Linked DNA regions of Mus musculus: region 1 is linked to region 2. A link is a loop called in an ENCODE intact Hi-C map of the cell type or tissue named here. Cell type or tissue: heart. All regions are shown on one strand. Links, peaks and the distances in the headings refer to the core of each region. The heading gives the core; the rest is flanking DNA.

The links. A loop is a pair of places that touch in the nucleus more often than their neighbours do. Peaks named below come from ENCODE experiments on the same cell type or tissue, not always from the same donor. Only the 100,000 strongest peaks of a DNase experiment are listed, where the experiment ranks them.
Region 1: a loop joins it to region 2, with 2.5 times the contacts of the local background. A loop is called at or near these places in 3 of 42 quality-filtered maps.

What each region holds. Positions count from the first base shown.
Region 1 is chr13:67,188,347-67,199,089 of GRCm38, reverse strand. Zfp455 (zinc finger protein 455) reads right to left here and starts at 4,584. Exons shown (of 4, transcript NM_001048204.1): 1 at 4,496-4,584; 2 at 431-557. The coding sequence starts at 4,501. It also overlaps the pseudogene Gm9626. In heart, for the core only: no CTCF peak of the experiment used is centred there; a DNase peak (open chromatin) is centred at 4,469; H3K4me3 peaks cover 967 bases; H3K27ac peaks cover 841 bases.
Region 2 is chr13:67,263,198-67,273,940 of GRCm38, reverse strand. It overlaps Zfp458 (zinc finger protein 458), which reads left to right and starts at 4,873. Exons shown (of 4, transcript NM_001001152.2): 1 at 4,873-4,910. The coding sequence starts at 4,905. In heart, for the core only: no CTCF peak of the experiment used is centred there; a DNase peak (open chromatin) is centred at 4,780; H3K4me3 peaks cover 1,266 bases; H3K27ac peaks cover 765 bases.

The DNA.
Region 1 (10,743 bases), core at 812-8,811, 75 kb after region 2:
CAGTGTTTATAAGGAAAGACATGATACAATAAATAACTGCAGACAATTAGTTCCTTCAAGGGTTTCTGACATGGACAGTAAAATACAGAAAGGAATGTACAATATCCTGATTCTGAGTTTCTTTAGAGGGAAAACATGAAACTGAATAGAGAAACAATTTCATTAACAAGTGTGGTCCACGCCTGATGCCGGTGCATTTCTAACAGTCCCACAAGAGCAAAGGAGGCATGCTTCCAACACAGACATTTCAAACACAGCGAGGAAAAACAATGACATGTTTCTTAGCTGTACAGCAACCTCCCTAATTTTTCTTCAAATGATGGATATGAAACTCGTTGTTGAAATACTTCCATGAGATATTGTACAAAGCAGGGAAGCTACATGTTGATGGTTGGGGTGAGATAGGAATTCTCTAAGATACAATGCTCACCCAGGAACACAAGGTGGCTGAAATTCTCCAGCATCACGTCCCTGTACAGATCCCACTGAGCAGGCTCCAGGCATTCCCACTCTTCTGGAGAGAAATCAATGGCCACATCCCAGAAGGACAACATTTCCTGAAATGAAGACCAATGAAAAATCCCACACCTGTAATTAATTAAAACCACTAATGAACTCACAGCAAACCTCTGGTTTTTACGTAGACCTCTGATGCTCATACTCAAACTGCTCCTGCTCCAGAAATATTCCCTGGCTATTATGTGCAGAAATTGTAGACATACCTATTGGGTCAGATCACAAGGTCATACATAGTCCTCTGCACTTTGGTAAGCTTCAGTTTTCTGCAGAGCTCTCTCTGATGCAGCCAGAAGCGCTTTGAACAGTAAGAGCTACACACTCATGTGTAGGAGCGCTTTGAACAGTAAGAGCTACACACTCATGTGTAGGAGCGCTTTGAACAGTAAGAGCTACACACTCATGTGTAGGAGCGCTTTGAACAGTAAGAGCTACACACTCATGTGTAGGAGAGCTTTGAACAGTAAGAGCTACACACTCATGTGTAGAAGCGCTTTGAACAGTAAGAGCTACACACTCATGTGTAGGAGTGCTTTGAACAGTAAGAGCTACACACTCATGTGTAGGTCTAAGGAAAAGCAATCAGAATGCAGTGAGAGCTTAGGATGCTTTAGTAACATGTCATTAGTATGTTCCCCTCTAAGGTTTCAACCTAACAAGTCACCTGCGGCAGCTTCTAAGCATGATGTAACTTCTATTGATGAGGCTTTAAGTCCCATTGGACAGCTCCTGCATATGTCAAGATATTGAGTGGCACTGTGGCATCTTTACAGCTGGAATGACATACAGGATATTGCTGTGGCCCACTGGTATAAGAGCTAAGCAGGGCTATTGATTGCTTCTCTCCCTTGGAACCTGGCAAAGCACCTTCAATGCGTATGGACAACTTGTCCCTCTTCAGATCTTCATGTCAGATCCAGCTGCAATGCCCTGAGTCTTGTGTCTGAAGTGCAAGGTGATTGCACCCTTGGGAGGAGGGAATAGCTATTGTCACAAGACTTTATAGGACAACTAAAATATATCCTCTTTAAAGAATGACCGCACAGAAAATAGCCTTTTGTCTAATGAGCAGAGTTCAGCAAAATGAAGAGGCCAGAAAATCTCCAAAACACCAGCAGAATGAAGCACTTTGGTGAACAGAAGATTCTCAAGGGAAAAGAAATTGAACTGTCTTGAAACCTTCTTTAAAGCTGGTAGAGAAGGGTCCTGTCTCTACAAGTAAGTGAGAACAAACGGATTACACCCTTTTCAACCACAGGATCACCAAGTCCGTGGGAAAACCAGCAATGTAGGGAATGGCAGGAGCCCAGAGCAGAGCAAAGATGAAAACAACTCTCTGTGAGAGAAACACAGCATGCTCACAATGGAGCTACCATGTCTTGAAATCATACAACTCAGGAAATGGAATAAAATGTGAAAAATATGAAAGACCAAATGTAATCATCTTTGTTTTCCCTCTGAAAAACATTCCTTATATAACGATGATTTATTTTTAAAATAAATAACACATTTGTTCCATACATTAGGCCTCTAGATGTATTTTTGGATTTTAGTAGTCTGTATATTGTTTATGTGTCTTCTTAAAGCACCAGTAGGTGGAGTGTATTCAGTAAAGGATGGAATAGAGAATATGAAAGAACTGATCAGGCAAGCAGACACAGCTGTTAACTCATTATATGTCACCTTACTTGAAAAAGACTATGGAGGACTCTGTGAAGACAGAGAGTTTCTTTTCTTTTTTTTTTTTTTTTGGTTTTTTCGAGACAGGGTTTCTCTGTGTAGCCCTGGCTGTCCTGAAACTCACTTTGTAGACCAGGCTGGCCTCGAACTCAGAAATCCACCTGCCTCTGCCTCCCAAGTGCTGGGATTAAAGGTGTGTGCCACCACGCCCGGCTAACAGAGAGTTTCATAACAGAAAATGACAATGTATTGAGGATCTGCACTGCTCAGGTTTATTACTTGTATATGTGTTTGACAAATGTTCAAATCATGTAACTTCTCTTCATGGCCTCTGACATACACATGCAGATCAGCAGGATCTGACTGTCATCACCAAACACACCTCCTCTCCAGTTTTCCAGATATGACATGTCTAACACAGCAAGGTTCATACATGAGTTGTACAGACAAGTAACTCCTTCCCTCATACTAACATTAAGAGGCCTGGGAGATCAGGGGGACAACTACACACCAAGGGGACCTGGACTTAAACCTGTGCAAGAGGACGGCATCCCACACTAGCAGTTTCCTTTACTGGTTGCAGACAGCAGTACCCATGTGAGGGACAGTGGAGGACGTGGGCTTGTTCCAGCTAACTGTAAGAAGCATTTGCAAGCAGCTAAACCTCTGGGACAGGAACACAGGAAGATATCCCAGAAAAAGAGGCAGAAAATGACACATGAACATAAACTACAGTAGCCTGCATCATTCAAGAACTGCAGAAAGGCAATGAAGAAATGATGGAGTCTCTGCCTAGATATGGACGGAGCAAACTGGAAGAATTCAGGGAAGACCAGAAGAAAGCATCCTCAGGTCATGGCAGAATCTAACACAAACTTAACTATCCAAAAGGAGTGAACATTCACTGTCAATAGGAAGAATAATCAAGCAAGGGAAAGAGGAGAGTCCTTCCTCACACAGTAAATCCAAACAAATAGTCACCCAAATGTACCATCTTTAACAAGAGCATGTTAGTGAAAACAAAGTTTGAATCCCACATGGATTGGGTCGGCAGAAGGGAAGCATGTGTACTTTGTAAGACACCAAAGTGTTGATTGCAGGGGTTTTCCACGGCTCTCACTGGAAGACATGGAATGAATCATAGAGAGTATTTCTCACGTCCATCAAGCATGATTAAATGTTTTCTGACACAGACTGAGGTAGCCTACATTGGCCTTGAATTTGCTATCAAGCAGGGGTTGACCAGAGGGTCCTGCCCCTCCCCCTCACAAATACAGAGATGACAGGAATGTGCCTCACAGTAGGCTCAAGTGTCTTTCTATCACAGGTCTGTTTACTTTAAGTCACAAGAATACACACAGGTCTGTGAGCTCTTCCTTACCCTGCTGACCTGACACAAAAGCCTGGCCCCCTAAAACAAGGCCACGCGAGATTTTCACCAGATACTAATACCCTGCTCATAAACGTTCTCAGGTTCAAGGCCTGATCAAGGCACGTTGACATAATCATAGTGTGCCAAGCAGACATTGTGTCTTATTTACAATTATTCAACCCTACTTTATGAACAGGAAACCTATCCAAGGTTTAAGGAAACCCAGCCCTCAAGGTAAAACCAGGTGGCAGGTTGCCTGCTTTGCTGACTTCCCTCTGTGTATCCACTACATGTGTTTCCTCACCTATAGTCAAAGACTCTCAGTGACCTCCCATCCTGGCAGATCTCTCTGCTCTGTTCCAGATTTTCCCATCTATGACCTGTTGGGACTTGGATTTTTATTCTCTCTTAATTCCTTAACTGATAGGGAAAATGAACATAATCAGGACCGTAGGAGGAGGCCAGGTACAGAGGATAGTGGGGCCAGGTACCCCATTTGCTCTAAAGGTACTGACTGGGGCATCTGACAGCATCCACCTGAGAATGGGGCAGCTAGGGGAGCATGCTTCCCAGCAAAGCTGTCAAAGAGTTCCCAGCACTGCCTCAGGTGCAAGTAGTCATCTCACCATCACTAGCTTGCAATCCTGACCCCTGCTACCAGTCTGTTCCTATGTCCAAGACACCCTGCGGTGTCCTATGAAAACCCTCACCTCAGACACAATCCCAATCGCCCCATTCCTGGTCCAGAACTGCAACCTCACGTGACCCAGCCAGATCAGCACAACAAATCCCAACAGCTTCTTTTCTTCCGTTCTCCCTCCAAGCCCAGGTCCGCTCAGTCCCCACCTTCCCCACACCCACTCTCCCCGCCTTTTCCCAGCCCGATGCTTGCACAAAGCCCCAGGCTGTGCTGTTTCATGAACCAACCTCCATGACAGAGACAACAGGCGTGTACAGCCGTTCAGGACTCTCGCAAAAACTTTGAGGAAGGCACAATGTACAAAACGAAAGCTAAAGTGGGATTGCCTGGATGGCTCCTCGTGATGGCACAGTTGCTTGGACTACATATCCCAGAAGTCTTTGCGAAGCTATTCCTGGAACTGAATGTGGTCTTTCCCTGGTCTTAGATTTGTAGCCTTCTCTCTGTTTTCTTTACTATTATACTATGGTAGGTACTATGGTAGGTACTTGGCCTACTTTAAAGCGCTCGACTCTAATGTAGACTCTGTCATAATACTCAGTATTGCAAATAAATAAATAATACTTGTTCCTTTGCAATTACACTCTGCATGAGACATACATGGATCAGATTCCACATCATGAAAAACAGTTTTGTGTAAATATTAGGATGTATATACTGTGGTTAGTTGGTCAGGGACACATTGAGAGTATAGATCATTTAACAAAGTTAAAACTTTAAAATGTTAATATATATTTAAGAAATTCCTTTTTAGTGGGAGCTGTACTACAATTTTAACGGTCTCCAATGGTTGTTCACAAACACAGGTACACATAAGCCACTGGGTATGTTTGCCCGTTGTTGATGTTGTTGTTCCTTCCCCTGCTCAGATTACACTTGGGAGGACACAGCTCCTGAGGTCACACTGGTATGTGTACTGGCCACTGGCCCATTATCCATTGTTAGAATTCTCTCTGCAGAGGTCTGATCTTTCTTACTCAATTTCCTTTCCCTGCTCTGATCTACAAGTGTTCCTATGTGACAATATTTTGAAAGTCAAAGCATCTGCCCTGAACTAACCTCAGTTTCTCAAAATCAGGACAGAGAAATGATTATTTCAAAAACAAATCAGAAATATCAAATAAGTTTATTGGAATTTGACAATCAAATACGTTAAAAAAAAACACCATACTCTGTAACCTGGAAGCCTCTGAGAGTTTCACTTTCATCTGTTTCTAAGAAAGACAATTCACTTCTCAACATGCCCATAGACTTTAATAGTCCCAAGACAGTCAAAGCCCAAAGTCTCTTGATGTTGTAATTCAATCAATTGCTTATTTCAAAGTGCTTACAAGATTACTCCTTCAACCTACCATGGACCAGTGGAAACCTGCCTTTTCCAAAAGGAGGAATAGTGACCAGGCAGGGAAGGATAAGAATAAGTTCGAGAGGAATGTGCTGTGAAAACCTAACCCCTACATCATCATATGCATTGGGTCTGTGGTTGCTGAATCATTTGGATGTCAAAGAACAGTGTCAACCTAAACTTCATCTGTGTGTTCTAAAGCACAGACATCCCCTTTCTAGATGTTGCTATGTTTCTAACATGAGGCTATGGTGGGGTTCCAAGTCCACTTAGCTGTCACCTGCATGTTTTATGAAGTGTGATCCCACCAAGATATTAGGAAGGACAGTATACACCCTACCAGTTACATGGTGAAGCATTTCTCTTAGCATGGCTGCAAAGCTCCATGCTGACCTACAGGATGCACCTCAGAGCCTCCACAACTAGTACAACATATACAGTGCTGTCCAGTTCTGCTTTCATCTAGGTTAGTATCAGGCCCCAAGAGAGTTTCCTTTGTCGCTGTGTTCTGAACCTGGAGAGCTTTCCTGAAAGTGTAGTTATGAGCATAAAGTCCCCACAATGGGCTTTCCAATGAAATCAAAATTTCAAATGAAATTCCACTTCCACAAGGCAGAGACTTCCATGGATGTGCTCTTGTCACAGAGGAGATTTAATGTTGGCTCTGGACAAAGTACCAGGATTGCCCATCTCTATAACAAGAATAGGGGATCTCACAATGTCTATAACTTTAGATTCACTGAGGTTGTAGAATGAGAATAGTACCCTACAGCCTCATACAACTGATGCTTCGGTCTCAGTTGGTGGGAAATATTTGTGAAAGAGTGGGAGGTGTGACCTTGTCACAAGAAAATGTCACTAGGCTTTTTCATTACACAATAGCATGCAGTTTCCAGTTATCTGTATGTGCTCCAGTGTGGATCAAAGAGTAAGCTGTCTGCTCCTACACAGGACCATGACTGCCTGCTTGCTGCCATGTTCCCTGAAGTGGAATGACTTCTCAGCTCTTCAACCACCAGCAGGAAATCAAACTGCTTTATGTGTTTCCACCACAATGAATAAGACACTCCATTCTGTGATTTTTCCAGTGAAGAACAGAAGAAGAGTCTGCTCCCATCAGACCAGGGTGTAATGACAGACGTAGGAAAGATTCCACCCAAGACTCTATCATGAATCAAGAGTTTACTAGTTTTGCTGACAGGCATTTGATTGAGAGATAGCACAGGAATACAGGTGGCTCAAGGCAGCGACATGTGACTGGATTCTGGGTAAGAACTCAGGAAAGTTGCATGCCTGCAGACGATTCTTGTCTTGTAGGATGCTGCAGTGATAACAGGGTTCTCAGCCTCTATAGTCCTTAATGTTTATATCAGCTTCATCAGTGAGACTCCTGTGAGTCTTGTAAAGAACTCTGAATTCCCCATGCCTACTCACAAGCTTACTTTCTTAAGGCTAATGAAGCCCACCTCCAAAATGTGATGTTTCCTTGGAATGGAAACTGATGTTGGTCAAGTCAAAAGCACATTCATGAGTGAGAGACCAATGAATGCTTCTGTTCGGCACTGCCCTTACCGTCGAAGGACTACTGCTAAAGTGTAGAGACACACATATGTAGAGACGATCTTCTTTCCTAGATGATCTACCAGAAAAAAATCTCATAAGAAACATTAACAGAAAATTTCTCCTGCATGATTCATGAACTCATCATGTGAACAGTCAATAATTCTAGGTTCCTGAGTCTGAAAATCATCAACACTTGAATAACCTTATCAGATATTGGTGTCTGGAAGTGAGTTTCAGAGATAATTATCTTCCCTGTCGTATATTGCTTTGGAACACAGTCTTTAGATGAACCTGGTCGATGGTAGTCTGTATTCCCCATAGGTCAATCTGGACATGAGGTAGTTCTTAAATATCAAAGTTCCATCTTATCCTGGCTCCATTCATGTTCACTTGAACACTGCCCAGCCCTCTACTCTCCTTCCACAATTACATGGATTCTGTTGTTCATAAACCATGTTTTAAGGCTTGCAGGACAAGCAATTTTCAATATCAGCCTCTGCTTTCTGTCCCCAGACACCTTCTTTCCAGTCTCAATTTCTCTCTACAGTTTATACATTATTTATTCTGTTACTTCCAAAAACATCATGTACTAGCCACACTGAAGTTTCCCACTTTCCTCACTAACAATCATTTTTTTGTGGCTATCCTCTCAGTTGGATATTTGTGTATGTATCACTGTTATACATGAGACTGTATCTTCACTTGTAGATCTATAACATCATGTCAGTTTCTTCTTTGTTTAAAGACAGAAATAATCATTTCCTTAACCATACCTACTCTATCAAAAATGGAGGGACACAAAATCTGTCACTGACAATCATGAATCAAGAGTTGACTAGTGTTGGTAGTTCAATTTGTATCTTAGTAGGTGTAGCAGAAGTTCCATGTGTTCATTAACGTGTTCTAACTCCCAGGGTAGTCACAGTAGGACTGCATGCCTCTTTCAGTTTCCATGATCACTCAGAATATGCTGCCTCCTCTCTTACAATACTCTCTTTGAGGAAAAATAAATTAAAAAAAAAAGCCTAAGAAGACATTGTGTGTTCAAGAACGACTAAGAGGGTGCCTTTGTCAAACAAAGTTAACTATGATTTAAATCTTGATATAAAGTAATCTGCAAGTGATTCAAAATGAGGATAAGAGAGGTCTTCTGTCTGAAACTCTCCATAAAATTCCACCATTACCAGGGCCACCTCTGAAAAATTCTGTGATATGCTGTGAACATATATTTAATAAGGACCATGACAAATGACTATATGCAGTATAAATTATAAAAACTGTCTTGTGTGTTCTATACATTTACCAGGAATCTTTCAGGCTAAGATGACTAACAGTATGTATGCAAGTAGTGCTAACTTTTACACTACTCTCCATGTGTAACTTGGATTCATCCTTCTTTTATTAAGATAATGCCATGCCATATTCCCACTCTCATGTCCTTGGGTCAGCTCACACACATCTCTTCCACCAGGGCCAGCTCTATTGTGCAGTCCAGGTATGGTGCAGAGCCCATTCTCCTGAGTGCTGCAGCCTGTGAGATGTAGGGCCAGTTCACCTACTGCCATGACACCAGTGCCAGATCTCCTGACTGCCAAAGGGAGTAAGGGATATCACCCCTGCACCCATGTCACCTCAAGGAAGAGACTTCCTACAGACAGTAGCTCTGAAAAACGACCCTTATAGAACGAATGTATATTCATAAAGGATATTTCCATTTGTAATGACATCTCCCTCTGTATCCCGAGAAAACTTTCCTAGGTAGGTCTACACAAACTGCAGATATGGAGAATACAATGACCCAGATATACATACTAGGAGGTATTGCCGTGTCAGAGGAAATGTATTACTGTGGAGGTCAGGCTTTGAGGACATACAGATGTTCAAACTCACATGGTGTGGAATCTAGCCCCCTGGTTGCCTTCTGATCAAGATGTAGAACTCTATGTTCTTCCAGCACATCTGCCTACACACTGCCATGTGACCTGCCATGATGATAATGGGCTAACGCTCTGAAACTACAAGCCAGCACCAATTAAATGTTTTCCTTTATAAGAGTTGCTATGGTCATGGTGCCTCTTCCTAGCCAAAAAAAAAAAAAAAAAAAAAAACCCAAGACACACAATAAACCTAATATTTGTTCAAGAGGACTTGCTGACAAAATCTTAGTTCATAATTTTTTAAATGGAGCCAGCCTTTGTACACACCAGCCTTCCTTTGCTATTACAATGAATGAGAATCAGCTGGAACTTATATTTACTCATCTTTGGATCTCCAATGTAACCATGTTTACATATTTGTAACCTCTTTGTTTCTACAGAAGTCAACTATAGGAGGTATGTGATGTGTTGTCCCTTTACCTTTTTACCCACCAATTTCATTTGACTGGTGTACTCCTTTGCTAATTTTAGAATGAGGCATAACCAGTAAGCAAAGTACAATGATCACCATTACATAGAAGGAAGGGGAGGGAGGGCAGTGAGGCCACTGTTCAACCTTTTGCTCTTCTACTCATGGCAAAGCCATGTGGAAGATACAAGATGAGTGTAGTTGCATCTCATCTATGGGGAACCATTCTACTCTCTTCTCCAATGTTACACGGATGAAGGGCTCCTTAGTTGTCAGCATCTGAGCCCTTCTGGGAGACTTCTCACCACTCTGTAAACTTTATTACAGCCAGAATCATGAGCTATAATCACTGTTGAAATAGGTCAAGTTTACATATGTCCAAAACCAACAGGGTTTAAATTGATACTTATTGGGGGAGAATCTGACACATGTATAATGTGTTTTATTCAAACATCCTCCATGTTCCTTCACCTCAAATTACTGCTTACCCCCACTTTTTTATGCTAAAGAACAGACTTTATTATTTTCCCAAAACACTTAAATAGCCCATGGCATAGTAATTTAGGTCACAATATAAATGACATATAAAGTCAGGTCCCCCAACTCTCCCATGGCTGTTTTAAACTCTGTCTTGGGTAGGGAGGCTTTAAAATGTCCACCCTTTAAATGACCTTTATTGAAGTTATCAACAAACCACAAAGCGAAAGTCACTTTGGAAAAAATCTTAATGTAAAAGAAATCACAAGTCCTGGGCCGGTATAAAGGAAAAAGCTTCATTGCTTCATTTGCCATCTATGTTCTGTCGGCAGGAAAGCCTCAAACTCTTCTGTAATTTTAAATTGTCCTAAATTTAATATTGCAACTTCTCCAAAGTGCCTCCATTAAAAACTGCAACTCAGGCGGAAAGAGGGAGACATGTGAGCAGGGACCTCTGGCTGCAGGTCACCGAGTCAGTACAGTGCAGAAATGGCAAGCAAGACTCTTCATGACCAAAGCAAGGCTTACAAGAAGTGGAGGGCGTAGCCTACAGGCCTCCACTTCCATCAGATGGCCAGAGGTGAGCTGAGGCAGGCGGCATCCGGACGCTAGCCCTTGAGGATGTGTCTCCATAATTTAGAACTCTGTGCTAAAGGTTCCTGTCTGATCTTACATGGGGTAGATCAACCATTTTCCCGGAGGGGGGGGGGTCCCAGTTCTGAGCATCTTTCCGAAAGGATTGAG
Region 2 (10,743 bases), core at 1,148-9,147:
AGGATAAAATGTTCTGTAGATATCTGTCAGGTCCATTTGTTTCATAACTTCTGTTAGTTTCACTGTGTCCCTGTTTAGTTTCTGTTTCCACGATCTGTCCTTTGAAGAAAGTGGTGTGTTGAAGTCTCCCACTATTATTGTGTGAGGTGCAATGTATGCTTTGAGCTTTACTAAAGTGTCTCTAATGAATGTGGCTGCCCTTGCATTTGGTGCGTAGATATTCAGAATTGAGAGTTCCTCTTGGAGGATTTTACCTTTGATGAGTATGAAGTGTCCCTCCTTGTCTTTTTTGATAACTTTGGGTTGGAAGTCGATTTTATCCGATATTAAAATGGCTACTCCAGTTGTTTCTTCAGTCCATTTGCTTGGAAAATTGTTTTCCAGCCTTTCACTCTGAGGTAGTGTCTGTCTTTTTCCCTGAGATGGGTTTCCTGTAAGCAGCAGAATGTTGGGTCCTGTTTGTGTAGCCAGTCTGTTAGTCTATGTCTTTTTATTGGGGAATTGAGTCCATTGATATTAAGAGATATTAAGGAAAAATAATTGTTGCTCCCTTTTATTTTTGTTGTTAGAGTTGGCATTCTGTTCTTGTGGCTGTCTTCTTTTTGGTTTGTTGAATGATTACTTTCTTGGTTGTTCTAGGGCGTGATTTCCGTCCTTGTATTGCTTCTTTTCTGTTATTATCCTTTGAAGGGCTGGATTCGTGGAAAGATATTGTGTGAATTTGGTTTTGTCGTGGAATACTTTGGTTTCTCCATCTATGGTAATTGAGAGTTTGGCCGGGTATAGTAGCCTGGGCTGGCATTTGTGTTCTCTTAGTGTCTGTATAACATCTGTCCAGGCTCTTCTGGCTTTCATAGTCTCTGGTGAAAAGTCTGGTGTAATTCTGATAGGCCTTCCTTTATATGTTACTTGACCTTTCTCCCTTACTGCTTTTAATATTCTATCTTTATTTAGTGCATTTGTTGTTCTGATTATTATGTGTCGGGAGGAATTTCTTTTCTGGTCCAGTCTATTTGGAGTTCTGTAGGCTTCTTGTATGATCATGGGCATCTCTTTTTTTATGTTTGGGAAGTTTTCTTCTATTATTTTGTTGAAGATATTAGCTGGCCCTTTAAGTTGAAAATCTTCATTCTCATCAATTCCTATTATCCGTAGGTTTGGTCTTCTCATTGTGTCCTGGATTACCTGGATGTTTTGAGTTAGGATCCTTTTGCATTTTGTATTTTCTTTGACTGTTGTGTCGATGTTCTCTATGGAATCTTCTGCACCTGAGATTCTCTCTTCCATTTCTTGTATTCTGTTGCTGATGCTCGCATCTATGGTTCCAGATCTCTTTCCTAGGGTTTCTATCTCCAGCGTTGCCTCGCTTTGGGTTTTCTTTATTGTGTCTACTTCCCCTTTTAGTTCTAGTATGGTTTTGTTCATTTCCATCACCTGTTTGGATGTGTTTTCCTGTTTTTCTTTAATGATTTCTACCTGTTTGGCTGTGTTTTCCTGCTTTTCTTTAAGGGCCTGTAACTCTTTAGCAGTGCTCTCCTGTAATTCTTTAAGTGACTTATGAAAGTCCTTCTTGATGTCCTCTATCATCATCATGAGAAATGTTTTTAAATCTGGGTCTAGATTTTCGGTTGTGTTGGGGTGCCCAGGACTAGTTGGGGTAGGAGTGCTGCGTTCTGATGATGGTGAGTGGTCTTGATTTCTGTTAGTAGGATTCTTACGTTTGCCTTTCGCCATCTGGTAATCTCTGAAGCTAGCTGTTTTAGTTGTCACTGTTAAGAGCTTGTTCTTCAGGTGACTCTGTTAGCCTCTATGAGCAGACCTTGAGGGTAGCACTCTCCTTAGTTTCAGTGGGCAGAGTATTCTCTGCAGGCAAGCTCTCTTCTTGCAAGGCAGGTACCCAGATATCTGGTGTTCGAACCAGACTCCTGGCAGAAGTTGTGTTCCACTCACTAGAGGTCTTAGGATCACGTGTGGAATCCTGTGTGGGCCCTTGCGGGTGTCAGGTGACTCAGCTGGCAAGGTAGCCCGGGGCTCGAGTGGAGTGGAAGGGGTTTGTGCCCCAGATCAAGCCTGGGTAGTCTGCTTCCCTATGTACCGCCGTCTCAAGTTCCGCGCGATTGGATTGGGGCAGGCGCTGTGTTCCACTCACTAGAGGTCTTAGGGTCCCGTGGGGAGTCCCGTGTGGGCCCTTGCGGGTGTTGGGCAAGACTCTGCTGGCAAGGAAGCCCGGGGCTCGAGTCGAGCGGAAGGGACTTGTGGTGTTGTACTTCTATAGGCATCTCCTTCTTTAGGTTAGAAAAAATTTCTTCCATGATTTTCTTGAAAATATTTTTCTGAGATTGCTTTCTTATAGAACCCAAGACTACTAGCCCAGGGACGGCTCTCCCACCCTTGATCACTAATTGAGAAAATGCCTTACAGCTGGATCTCCTGGAAGTATTTTCTCAAAGGGGACTACTTTCTCTGTGATAACTCCAGCTTCTGTCAAGTTGACACACAGAACCAGCCAGTACAAACATCAAATTTGTTCAAACATGAGGCCTGAATATTTTTTTTTCATCAGTGTTTTCCAGATAGGGTTGTTCTGTGTAGTGCTGACATTCCTGAAATTCACTCAAAAGACCAAGCTGTTCTGAAGTACAGAGATCCAAGTCTCTCTGACCCATAACTGTTAGAATCAAAGAAATATACCACCATAGGCCCCATAAATACTTTTAATTATATATGTGTACATATATACATACATATATGTATATATACATACATTTTTGTTTATATGTATACACACACATATATAATTTTACTAGCAGTGTGTGTGTGTGCATGCATGCCTGCCTGTCTGTCTGTCTGTCTGTCTGTCTGTTTATGTCCCTGTGCTCCTCTCTTCTATATGAGCTTCATGATGTCAAAAGAGTTGGGCTGGTCCTCTAGAACTGTGCTTGTGAGCCACAATGTGAATGTTAGAAAACAAACTCATGCTCTGTAAGAATTTAATTACTCTCAACTACTGAACAATCTCTTTAGCTTACTGTAAGCATAGATTTTTAAAAGGAATTTGGCCACACATCACATTGAATGCAGAATGTTTCTATGGGAGAAACTTAAAGGATTAAGTGACTATAAAATGATAGTGTAGGCAATAAAGCTAAAACTTCCAACATGGTCTAAACAAGCATATAAGGCCTGAGAATCAGACTATGGTAAACTTTCTGTAAGTATGCCCGGGCCGCTAACACCATGCTGAATGAGGCTTTCTCTAGAGTCTGCATGTTCAGTTTGTGCCTACCTCCTTCTCTTGAATTAACCAATTTCACTAGGAGGAAATGGAAACTGCGGAACAGTTGAGGTTTCATCCTCACAGATCAGCTCCTCTCAGGTGAGTCAGTTCCCTCAGTCAGTACACTCACACATTGAAAGCCTAGCAGTACTTATGGTTGCTGGCAATGCCCTTCCCTGCAGCCTTCAGGAGTACAGACTAGTCATGAGTTCATTCTAAACAGACATGCCAATCAAGTGTCCAGGTGAATGTATTAGGGGTATTGTTTAATACTGCTTGATGACTCTAGTTTCTCTAAGAGGAGCTGTATCCCTGGCTTAGCACACTGCCTGGAATACAAGAATTGAATAGGAACTTCCCATAGTCTCTGCACTGAAACAGCTTCCTCATCAATCTGTATACATCGTGGAAGCATGAAGCCTTCCTTATAATGGGTGTGTACCTTTGTCTCAAACACAAACTGCCCAGCAATAAATCTTCCTAAGAAGAGATGGGCATTCTCAGTACTCCATGGTCCCAATGCAGCTTCTTTACTACACTGAGCTCACTTGACAATCGTAGGGACATATTTCTAACACCTTTGTATTCAAGGAGGAATCATCTCAGTGTTCTGCTTAGAAGTGAGGGAAGTTCAAGACAGATAACAAATATTTAAATCGTCTGAAACATGAATCATGGCGTGATCAGGAGAGAGGAAATTCTATAAGGAACATCAAAGGGAACAAGGGAAATCCTATAGTGCACAGTGTACCAAGAGTCAGTAGACTCACCAGTGTGATCCCAGGAGCTCTGCACCTCCTGCTGGGAGATGGGGAGGAGGAAAGCCTGTGCTCAGAGAACACCCGGTGGTGACTAGTTTTGATTTCCTGTTCTTCTTCTTTTTTTTTTTTTAATTATTATTTATTTATTATATGTAAGTACACTGTAGCTGTCTTCAGACACTCCAGAAGAGGGCGTCAGATCTCATTACAGATGGTTGTGAGCCACCATGTGGTTGCTGGGATTTGAACTCCAGACCTTTGGAAGAGCAGTCGGGTGCTCTTACCCACTGAGCCATCTCACCAGCCTGATTTCCTGTTCTTCTGTTTTAAGCACCTGAGATGCTGCATGTCAGGCGGGATCACCAAGCGTGGTTTCATTAAAGAAATGCACAGTCCTACATTACCGTCCTGCTTCCTTATTTTTAAGTAAAGCAGACCATGAAAGCATGATTTCCCATGTGTTAGTATGATTTCATAAGTAGGTTTGAGCTTTAAAATCACGTTTTAGCAGAAATAACTAGCATGATTAACATTACTGAGAAAGGCTCGACTCACAGGCTAACATCGCATGCTGAGACCACAGCACTTCAAAAAAGCCCGAATGCCCTGTGGCTGCCCATGTGCAGAAGACTGTTTCTTTCTAATTCCACTTGCTCACAGTAGGGCAGGTACCCAGGCAGTGCACAAAACCCATTTGGAGTGTTCCTGGAAGTCCTTTGCACTGACTTGTGGGAAATGTAGTCCCAACAATTATGACATCACCAGAAGGGGCTGTCAGTATTGAACTTCCGGGTTCGTTCTTAAACCTCGCTTCTCCCCCAAAGTTAGGGGACTGTCCTGCTCAGAACTGGGCTTGGATCTCTGACATGGAGGTTGGTGCAGGGAGCAACGCCGTCCTGCAGATCCAGAGGGACTGTGCAGGGTGGCGGGTCGGGCGCGGAGGGAGCTGACTCAGGCTGGTTGGGAGACAGGGGAAGCTGCTGACCTGGAGATGCTGTGCTGACCTAGGATGGGCCACTGCCCCCGGGAACAAGATTGAAGAGGAGAAGGTTGGAAAACAACAGGATGGCCAGGGCAATCTGGTTCTGCTGACTGCCTGTGCCTGAGATGCTGAAGGGAGCGCACTCAACTTTGCTGAAGAACATGCTCTGCCTAGCTGACCCGTGATCACATGGCTATAGTCAGATTCTCGGGATTTACAGAACTTCCTAAATTTCCTAGTGTGCTGGAACAGAAAGTCTTGTGAGGGCAACTGTTGTGTGGAATGTTAGTTCCTATTCCCTTGGAATGAATTGTTAGATTTATGGACGCCTCCGTTTGAATAGGAATTTCTAATAGACACCGCTGTGACCTGAATCATCACAATACATGGCTGTATAGCCACAGAATAATCTTGGAATTGGTATGAACCCGTGTTTGCACAATCCAAATAATTAACCTTTCTTTCCCCTTACCTCTGGTACGTGGGCTAGAGGGAAAGTTGAAGCGTTCAAGAACTCTAATTAAGTAAGTCTTGAAATTTCTAAGCCTACAGTATGATGTTTTCTAGTTCCATCCATTTGCCTGAAAAATTCTTGATATCCTTATTTTCAATAGCTGAGCAGTATTTCACTGTGTAAGTGAACCACATTTTCTTTATCCATTTGTTCATCGAGGGATATCTGTATTGTTTCCAGATTCTGGATATCATGAATGAAGTTGCTCTGAATGTAGTTGAGTAAGGTGCCTTGTAGTTTGGTGGAACATCTTTTGGGTATATGACCGTGGTATAGCTGGGTCTTGAGGTAGAACTATACCCAATTATCTGAGGAGCTGCCAAATTGATTTCTATAGTGGTTGTGCAACTTGACACTCCCTCCAGCAATGGAGGCGTGTTCTCCCTGATTCACATCCTTGCCAGCATGTGCTGTGGCTTGCGTTTTTGATTTTGGCCATTCTGCTGGGTGTAAAGTAGAATCTCAGTCACCTTGGTTTGCATTTTCCTGAAGGCTAAGAATGTTGGACCTTTTAAAGGTCTTTCTTGGCCATTAAAGATTCCTCTATTGAGGAATTCTCTGCTTAGCTCTTTAACCCATTTTTAAATTGGCTATTTGGGTTGTTGGTGTCTACCTTTTTGAGTTCATTATATTTTTTGGGTGTCACCCCCCCCACCCCCATGAGGCATAGGGTTGATGAAGATCTTTTCCCCTTCTGTAGGCTACCAATTTTTTCCTATTGACAGCGACCTTTGCCTTGCAGAAGCTTTTCAGTTTCATGAGGCCCCATTTATTAGTTACTGATCTTAGTGCCTGAGCTATTTGGTGTTCTGTTCAGGAGGTTGTCTCCTGTACCAGTGTGTTCAAGGCTACTTTATACTTCCTCTTGTATTAGACTTAGTGTATCTGGTTTTATGTTGAGGTCTTTGATCCATGTGGACTTGAGTTTTTGCAGGATAATAAATTGGATCTATTTACATTTTCTAGATGCAGACATCCAGTTAGACAGCTACCATTTGTTAAAGATGCTTTCTTTTTCCATTGGATGGTTTTTGTCTTCTTAGTAAAAAAAAAAAATCAATGTTCATAGGTGTATGGGTTTATTTCAGGATCTTGTATTTGATTCAGTTCATCAACCTCTCTGTTTCTGTACCAATATCATGCATTTGTGGTTGTTGTTTTATTTGTTTGTTTGTTTGTTTGTTTGTTTGTTTTACTATTCTGTGGTACAGCTTGAAATCAGGGATGGTCATTTTATTGTACAGGATTGTTTTAGGTATACAGTTTTGTTTTGTTTTTTCCATGTGAAGTTGAAAATTGTTTTTCCAAGGTCTGTTAAGAATTATGTTGTAGTTTTAATGGGAAGTGCATTGAATCTGTAGATTGCTTATGATAAGATGGCCATTTTTATTGTTAATCTTACTTATCCATGACCATGAGAAATCATTCCATCTTTTGATATCTTAGTTATATTCCTTTTTCAGAGAGTTGAAGTTCTTGTTTTACAGGTCTTTCAATTGCTTGGTTAGAGTTACACCAGGATATTTTATAATATTTGTGGATAGTGAGAAGGTAGTTGTTTCCCTAATTTCTTTGTCAGTCTGTTTACTGTTCATATAACTGAGGGCCACTGATTTTTTTTTTTTGAGCAGATTTTGTATCCAACCATTTTGCTGATGATGTTTATATGATGTAGGAGGTCTCTGGTAGAGTTTTGGGGGTCACTTGTGCATGCTATCATATCATCTGTGAATATCCATACTTTGATTTTTTTCTTTTCCAAATTATATCCCCTTCTTGTTGTTTTATGGCTTTTGCTAGAACTTTAAGTACTAGATTGAAGAGATGTGGGGAGATAGACAGCCTTGTCTTGTCCATGATTTTAATGGAGCTGCTTTAAGTTTCTCTCCATCTAATTTGATGTTGGCTATTGGCCTGCTGGATGTTGCTTTTCTTGTGTTTAGTTATGCACTTTGTATTCCTGATCTCTCTAAGGCTTTTAACATGAAGGGAAGTTGGATTTTTTCAAAGTTTTTTTTTCAGTATCTAAGGAGACTATTATGAAATATTTGCTTGTCTCAATTTGTTTATATGGTGGATTTAGTTGATGGGACTTCATATATTGAACCACTCCTGTGTTCCTGGGATAAAGTCTCGTTCATCAAGTTGGATGATATTTTTGATCTGTTCTTGGGTTTGGTTTGTGAGTATTTAATTGAGCATTTTTGCATCAATGTTCATAAATAAAGTTGGTCTGAAATAGTCTTTCTGTGTTGAGTCTTTGTGTGGTTTAGGTATCAGGGTGACCACTGTTAGGTTTGTCTAGATGAGCTGCAGGCAGGTAGGGAGTTGGAGTAAGAGCTCCAAGGTTCCCCTTTAAATCCATATTTATGTTCTTCCACTCCCCTAATTAGAGCTTCCCAGTTCTTCCCAGTTTCCCCCACGAGGTCATATGTACCTTCCATTCTGTCTCTTTATTTTCTTTTTAATTAATTTTTTTTTACGTATTCAATTTACATCCTACTCACTGCCCACTCCTGATTACCCACAATCCTCCCACACTCCCCTACCCTTCTCCTCTGAGTTGGTGGAGGTTCCCCGGGTTTGCTTCCCACCCTGGCACTTCAAGTCTTTGTGAGGCTAGGTGCTTCCCACTGAGCCCTAACAAGACAGCCCAGCTAGAAGACCATATCCCAGGTACAGGTAACAGGTTTGGGGTATCCCCCATTACAGTTGTTCAGGACCCATATGAAGTTCAAGCTACACATCTGCTATATATGTGCAGGGAGGACTAGGTCCACCCCATGTATGTTCTTTGCTTGTTGGTTCAGACTCTTAGAGCACCAAGGGTCCAGGTTAGTTGATTCCGTTGGTCTTCCTGTGGTGTTCCTATTCACTTCAGGGCCCTTCCTTCCTCCTATTCTTCCATAAGGGTCTCCAAGCTCCATCTACTCCTTGGCTATGGGTGTCTATCTGTCTGAGTCAGCTGCTGTGGACCCTCTCAGAGGACAGCGTGCTCCTGTCTCTATGGTTCAGGAGTCTGATGGAGGTAGAAGAGAGGTAAGGGGAGAATCCCATTCTCTCTCTTATGCTTCCAAACAGAATCTCTGCAGGGCTTCTTGGCCTTCATGACCATCCGTATAACAAGGCAGGGCAGGCAGGAAGACAGTTTGCCCAACTCATTAGCAGTTCTTTGTTTAAATGGGGAGGAGGGATTTGACCTACACTTGTTTTTTATAGGCATATTCATGCACAAGCACAATTGGATGAAAACTCTTCTGGTGATAATTACTTAAATCCTAAATGCACAATAAAGCATATGTAAATTTCCTAGAGAGACAGTGTTAGCTAAATACATATCATATGTGAATAAAAGGAGACTCATTGTCAAATCTATCAACATAGGTTTTATAGATGAAGTGGAAAAACAGTCTTAAAATGAATAAGAAAAACTAATAACAAGAAGCGTCTTGGAGGAGACACAGTGACAGTAGAGATTCTAGCCACAGTGATAGACTAAAGTTCAGCACACTAGCAATCTGTCCTAACCTTTGTCTGGGAAACCGGTTTTGCATTCCTTCCCTTGAAGAAACACCCCTCTAGTCCTACATTCTCGAGCACTTTTATCATAAAAACTTATTGGAGTACATTAAAGAATCTTCTGCTCCTGTTGAGATGATCATGAGATTTTTGTTTCTAATATTCTGTCATTTATTGCATATATTTACTTGCATATTATGAACCATCACTGTATTTAAGGGATAAAGCCAACTTGGTCATGGTCAATAATGTTTTTAACGTGTGTCTGTATTTTCTTTGCAAGTTTTTCTTCCCAATATATATTTTTGAGCAATTTGGTTCTGACTTCATTGTGGGTATTGGCTACTAAAGTTCTTTTGTTGTAGTTTTTGTTGGGTCTCTATCTGATTTTGGTATTAGAGTGATAATAGCTTCATAGAATTTGTTTGTAGGTGCATCTTCTGTTCATATATTTATCAAATGGTTGAAGAAGGACTAGTTGTAGATCTTTGAATGCCTCAGAGAATTGTTGTGAATCCGTCTGGGCACAGAATTTTTTTTTTTAGCTGGAACTATTTATTGTAATTTCAATCTCCCCATTTGATTCGAGTCTGTTTAGGGTGTTAATTTCTCCCACTTTAATTTTGTTTATTTATATGTAAAATATGCACAAGAATGAAAATAAAATCTCAAGAAAACTAAATCTCTGGGACTTGTTGAAGGCAGTCCTGTGGGTGAAGATTACAGCTCTAATTGCCTATGTGAAACTATGAGAAAGAACACAGAAAAATGATTGAATGATACAATGGAGAAATTTTGGATAAACAAGAACAAACATAATTCAAATCCTGTCAAAGTCAAAGAATAAAAAGAAAGAAAAACAAGCAACACAAAACAAACTAATGAGAAGGGAAATAATTGAAACAAGATCAAATAAAAATATTCAATTGATCACCAAATTCACAGAAGGTTCTTTAAGGAGATAAACAAGATTGAGGGACACTTGACCCAGCTAACCAAGAGAAGCAACCCAAATGATCAGGGTCAGAAATGAACAAGAAGACATTATAACAGATATAAAAAATAAAGATAAAAAATAAAACCCTGAAAATCATAAGGGACTGTTTTGAAAAACTGTCTTGTTTGAAAAAACCGAAAAGAAGTCACTCAGTTCTCTTTCTTGTAGACAACATGCACATTAGTTTGTTTCTTGATCCATTCTCCTGGCCTGTATCTTGAAAGGAGAACTGTGGGTATCACTTGTTCTGGTATGTAAGTGTTCATTGTCAGTGTGTTCCTTATTTTCAGTGTTGTTTATGTACTCAGTGGCCCTTTGTGTTTTAGTAATTTTGGCTTCCGATTCCTTTGTAGAGTCTCTTGGCTATGCTCATCTCTCTTCAGGCTAAAGTGTTGTTCTCTGTTTTTTCCATAGGTTTGATTTTAGAATACAATTCTTGTAATGTTCTTTATATTCTGGATAGCTTTTCTTCTTCCTTGAGGTACGGCAGAGAGTTGAGTGGTAAACAGCAGCTTAGGTTGGATGTCATAGCCTCTTTAGGACTTGGAATGCATTTCTCCAGGTTCTTTTGCCTTTCAGAGATCCAGCTGTTATCCTAGTAAATGTATTCTTTCACTTATAGATTTTATTATTCCATGAGTATTTTGTTTTCTGATCTTGTCCAATTAGTAATATATATTATATAAATAATAT